Regions from separate parts of the Homo sapiens genome. Here region 2 is linked to region 1. The links are chromatin loops, found by intact Hi-C in ENCODE. Cell type or tissue: Caco-2. All regions are shown on one strand. Each heading gives the region's core, and the rest is flanking DNA. Links, peaks and the distances in the headings are about the cores only.

What was found. Hi-C counts contacts between places; a loop is a spot of excess contacts. Peaks named below come from ENCODE experiments on the same cell type or tissue, not always from the same donor. Only the 100,000 strongest peaks of a DNase experiment are listed, where the experiment ranks them.
Region 2: it touches region 1 in a loop (6-fold over the local background); 21 of 110 quality-filtered maps call a loop at or near these places.

Annotation. Positions count from the first base shown.
Region 1 is chr2:190,509,763-190,512,687 of GRCh38, reverse strand. NEMP2 (nuclear envelope integral membrane protein 2) reads left to right here. Exons shown (of 9, transcript NM_001142645.2): 8 at 2,151-2,327. Among named protein-coding and RNA genes, the nearest start is that of NEMP2, 23 kb to the left of the region's middle. In Caco-2, for the core only: a CTCF peak has its summit at 1,416 (motif pointing right); no DNase peak of the experiment used is centred there.
Region 2 is chr2:190,333,131-190,336,055 of GRCh38, reverse strand. No RefSeq gene overlaps it. Among named protein-coding and RNA genes, the nearest start is that of INPP1, 9.0 kb to the left of the region's middle. In Caco-2, for the core only: no CTCF peak of the experiment used is centred there; a DNase peak (open chromatin) is centred at 1,355; H3K4me3 peaks cover 263 bases.

The sequences.
Region 1 (2,925 bases), core at 287-2,786:
CTTGTGGCCTGAGGAACTCAGGATAGAGTTCCTTCTTCCTTCCCTTTAACCATCCAGCTCCCTGCCAAGAGCAGAGTGTGTTCTGCACAATGGTTCTTTTGTGCACTAGCTGTGTTCTATAATAATCAAAATGTACTATAACTTCCTCAACTTAAAATTTTGCTAGTGAATAATTATATAAAGAATTAGGGGATGAAACAGGAACTTATAGGTTAAATAACACACCAGAGAAATAATACCTTTATTTTGTATAGTACTTTCTAGTTGCAAAGAGCTGTTTACTTATATTTTAATAGTATATGGTAACTACTCTTTTGATTATCCTTATTGAACACCTACTATAGGCCACTTACAGTGCTAAGAACCCTACACAAAATATCTCATTTAACCTGTACAGTGACCTATGAAGTAGATGAGGGAGATATTATTGCTTTCATTTTAATTTTTTTCATATGAGCAAAGTGAGGCTCTGAACTGTTAAGGAATTCCCCAAGTTCATATAGTGAATAAATCTCAAAGCCAGGACTATGTCCAGGTCTTCTGGCTTAGCATCCAGGGTTTTTCCTTCAGGGAAACCATGCACAGGTATTCAGAAAAGCAGAAGGAGATTATATCACTGTTTCCTTGATCTAGCTCATCAACTATAAGATCTTTAAAAGATAATAGATTTATCAATCCTAACCCTCAAGAAAAAATATATATATACTTAAATATATATTATATAAATATATCCTAATAATTCTGATGCTCATTTATATTTCAAAATCTCTGGTTAAATTTAAAACCACCTCAAAATATTTTTAAAAACTCATTATAAATAAAACAAATGTTTTAGGCCGGGCGCAGTGGCTCATGCCTGTAATCCCAGCAGTTTGGGAGGCTGAGGTGGATGGATCATGAGGTCAAGAGTTTGAGACCAGCCTGACCAACATGGTGAAACCCCATCTCTACTAAAAAATACACAAATTAGCCGGGCGTGGTGGCGTGCGTCTGTAATCCCAGCTACTCAGGAGGGTGAGGCAGGAGAATTGCTTGAATCCCAGAGGTGGACATTGCAGTGAGCTGAGATTGTGCCACGGCACTCCAGCCTGGGCAACAGAGCGAGACTCTGGCTCAAAAAAAAAAAAAAAAAAATTAAATTTAATTTAAAAAATAAATAAAACAAATGTTTTAAAAACCTTATTATTGTTACTATTTTTATGAGAGTCTTAGATTCCTAAATTTTTAGATTCCTACATTTTATGAGATTTAGGATTTTCTTGGTTGGAAAAAGAAAGTTCTAATCATGATCCACTCGTCATGTAATACAGGAAAAATTACTATAAATTTTGTACAATATTTGCTCTTTCTCTCTAGGATTAGAATCACCACCACTAGGTGGAAGTGATATCCCACAAATCCTCCCAGGTTCTTGGTGTGGAGAGTAAATGGTCAGTGTTCTAGAGGGTCTGCATAAAAGGACATCTCAAAAGCTTGCTTCTATTAGTGCCCAAGAAAATCAACAGGCCAAGCATAAAAAAACAAAACAAAACAAGCTTTTAATTGCCTCTGTGATTAGAAATCACCGAGGAAGAAAAATACAATTAACATCTGTATCAGAAATTGATTCTCAAATACCTTAGGACATTATTTATGATAGTCCAGGAAATGGGGAAATACACTATTAGGCCCAAACTACATGTTCTCTATACCTCAGTCATGATAACAGCAATAAAAAAGTATAGATATGATATAGAGGAAGTTAAGAAGTATTATTACTGTTACCATCTAAGAAATGTATTTTTGTAAATCTTTTTTTTTTTTTTTTGAGACGGAGTCTCCCTCTGTCGCCCAGGCTGGAGTGCAGTGGCGCGATCTCGGCTTACTGCAACCTCTGCCTCCCAGGTTCACGCCATTCTCCTGCCTCAGCCTCCCAAGTAGCTGGGACTACAGGCGACCACCACCATGCTCAGCTAATTTTTTATATTTTTAGTAGAGACAGTGTTTCACCTTGTTAGCCAGGACCGTCTCAATCTCCTGACCTCGTGATCCGCCTCCCCAGGCCTCCCAAAATGCTGGATTACAGGCGTGAGCCACCGAGCCTGGCCTATTTTTGTAAATCTTAAGGATTGAATTAGGAAGTAATCCTGCAACCACATGCCATGTTTTAGGAAAATGGAGCAGTGGTTTACATCAAAAGAGCTGGTGGTGAAATATCTTACGGAAGACGAGTACAGGGAGCAAGCTGATGCTGAAACGAACAGTGCTCTGGAGGAGCTACGCCGGGCCTGCCGAAAACCCGACTTTCCCTCATGGCTGGTCGTCTCCAGACTCCACACTCCTAGCAAGTAAGTCCCGCTCTGCTGCTCGGACCATAGTTTAGTTCAGAATGATTTAAAAAATAATATGATGGTTTGGTACAGGCACTTCAGGGTAGAAATAGACTGTTTCCCTGGATAACAGATGATGTGGAAGTTGTCAGAGGTCCCTTTTCTCAGTACTGTGACTTTGCACAGTAGAACTGCTGATGTCAGAATAAATATTTATCTGATGTTTTATAGGGAAGGCTATAAAGATAACTTCCCTATGCGAAGGGAAGGTGGAATAGGATGTGTGACCTGCTTCTCACCCTATTGGTGGGGAAAATCTTTTTTGTTTTGTTTTGTTTTAGATGGAGTCTTGCTCTGTCACCCAGGCTGGAGTGCAATGGTGCAATCTCAGCTCATTGCAACCTCCGCCTGCCAGGTTCAAGCAATTCTCCTGCCTCAGCCACTTGAGTAGCTGGGATTACAAGGCGCGGGCGCCACCATGCCCGGCTAATTTTTGTATTTTCAGTAGAGATGGGGTTTCACCATGTTGGTCAGGCTGGTCTCTAACTCCTGACCTCGTGATCTGCCTGCCTTGGCCTCCCAAAGTGCTGGGATTACAGGCATGAGCCACCGCACC
Region 2 (2,925 bases), core at 92-2,591, 180 kb after region 1:
CAAGACCTCTAGAATAAGGAAGGTGAATGGTAGCAATGTCAGTAGGCAACTCTCAACCCTTCTGGACTCAGTCATATCCTTTCCTCAGTCATGTCAATCACATCAAACTAGAATTGAAGTTACCAATTGTCACACGGATCAGCACTGTGGGGCTTGCCATTGCTCCACCTCATAACTTGAAATCAGCTACTGGAAACTTGAAATTGGTGTTGACTGTAGTTCACTGGACTATAATAAGTTTTGCAGGCCGGGTGTGGTGGCTCACACCTGTAATCCCAACGCTTTGGGAGGCCAAGGCAGGTGGATCCCTTGAGGTTAGGAGTTCGAGACCAACCAGCCTGGCCAACATGGTGAAACCCAATTTCTACAAAAAATACAAAAATTAGCCAGGTGTGGTGTTATGTGCCTGTAGTCCCAGCTACTTGGGAGGCTGAGGTGGGAGAATCTCTTGAACTCAGGAGGCAGAGGTTGCAGTGAGCCGAAATTGTGCCACTGCACTCCAGCCTGGGCAACAGAGTGAAGTCCTGTCTCAAAAAAAAAAAAAATAGTTTTACAGCACTTGTCACCTATATCTCTTTTGTTAGGCATATGTAAAAATGACTTGACCATAGGCTATTAGGTAGTTTAAAAATGTGGTTGACTCACAACAAGGACCAGACTTGAACTGATAAAGTTGTAAGAGATTCCTAACTCCATGTTGCACAATCTTATTTTTGTGTTCCTTTTAAATCATTAACTAATATAAATCATTAATACCTGCCTTAGAAAAGATTGTATAATGAAAGCAAAGCACATTTATGATTCAGGGAAGGAATCCTTAACATTTGTGATAGAACATTTAAAACTCTGAGTGTTTTTAAGGTACGGTGCAAGGTTACTAACCTATGTAAACTAGTGGGAGTAGAATGTGGTCCTGAGTGATACAAGTAGATAAGATATGAAAAGCAAAGGATAAATTTCTAGTGTATGTCATAGCGGATATATTTACAGTCATGAAGGCATGGGAATATAGGCATCTCTCTAAAAGCTTTCATTGGGCCTTGAGTTTTTAATCTTTATTTTACCACACTCTATCCACACACACATATGCATACACACACAAACTGCATATACGTTAAACTTCATAAAATGGAAATTATCTTTTTTTTCCCTTACCTTTCCACAGAAGTGTTGTTTACTAAATTCGCAGATGTTAAATATAGTAAATGCCAAAGCCTTGGAGTTTACGAATCCTTAGGATTTGAATTCCCCCATCTCAAGGGAATTAAAGCCTGACATCGAAGAGTAAAAAATTCAGGGAAGGATCATTGGACTGCCTTTCCTGTGCTCCCTCTGGACGTTCCTTCATAAACTGCCAAGGCCAACCTCTGCTGATTAGATGTCAGTTCTCTGCCGTTTGGTACAAAGGTTATCCTCTGGAGCAAGCATGTTATCAATGACTCATTTCCTCCCATTCTTAAACTTCCCTAGATATTTTCTTGTTTATTTTAGTTTTCCACAGACCACTCTAAAATCAACTTATTCTTGGATCCTCCCTGATACATTTTAGTTTGTAAAATGATTTTATTGCATACTTTGCTATGTTGAATATTTACATCCTGATTGCTTACCCCATTTTGTGTATTTTGCTTTCGAACAAGTTTGCCTACCTTTATTTTTGGAATATTTTGGCAGTCTATCTTTTGATATTTTGTGGCAAGTATGAGTATGTATTTAATTTCATAGGGAATAGTGCATTTAAAAGTCATTTAATTTCTTAAGCATTAAAAATTGAGCCTTAAGAGCCTTCTTTAAAATGTCCAATACACAGAATCAAATTATTTTCCTAAACCGCACCCATTCTATCTCTTCCACACCTGATATTACCAAATCATTCTGGTAAAAACTTAAGCCAACAAGAGACTGGAAAGGCAAGAGGAGACAAGAAGAGGTAGATTTCTCATATGCTGATTATACTGTCTTATGAATTTGTTAAGTAATTTCCTTCTGTGATATAAGGTGTGTCATTTAGTTAACACTGTAGAGACATTTTAAATATATTTGGGAAAATGGGATTGTACTGTTACTCCTAACACCTCACAACTTAAAAACAATTTTAACTTTCAAATCCCTTCATACGTATTGAGTATTTGATCCTAAATGCTTTTCACAAGTCTTGTAATAGAATGTGCCAACAGTGAAATGTTTGCTTATTGTGATTAATCTAGAGTTTCCACAAATGAACTGTTATAAATGGAAAGAAAACACTGGAAAATCAGAAAGAACACACACGGTTATTTTTGAACTTAGTTCACATAGTTTCTTTCTTCCTAACATTCCCCCTACCCCCCTACTCCCTCATACACATTTTTTCCTTCTTTTACTCTTTCCACAAGGTTATGAAGAAAGGTTAAATATAGTCGTCCCTTGATATCCACGGGATGCTTGGTTCCGGGATCTCCAACACTCCTCCCACTGTGGATACCAAAATCCGAGCATCCTAAAGCCCAGCAGCTGACTCAGCAGAACCCGTGTGTACAAAAATTCAGCCCTCTTTATAGGCGGGTTTCACATCCCTCAAATATTGTATTTTTGATCTGTGTTTGGTTGCAAAAACTCCACTTGTAAGTGGACCCACGCAGTTCAAATCCATGTTGTTCAAGGGTCAACCATATATTACTTGACATATGCGGTTAAATTTTATCTTGGAAATAGCAACAAATGCAGTTATTAGTTACTTCTGTGAGGATCAAGGAGTTAAATGAAAGTTGGAGACCCACTGCTTGATACCAAGATGAGGAAAAGGAAGCTAATTCCCTGTTACCACTTACTTCACTGCATCTCTGGTCTCCCGTTCTCTTCGTTTAGACAGTCTTATCTACGGATGAGTACAGAGGTTTTGACTCCAGAGTCTAGGAGACAGTGTACAGCAGCAGCTGTCTAATT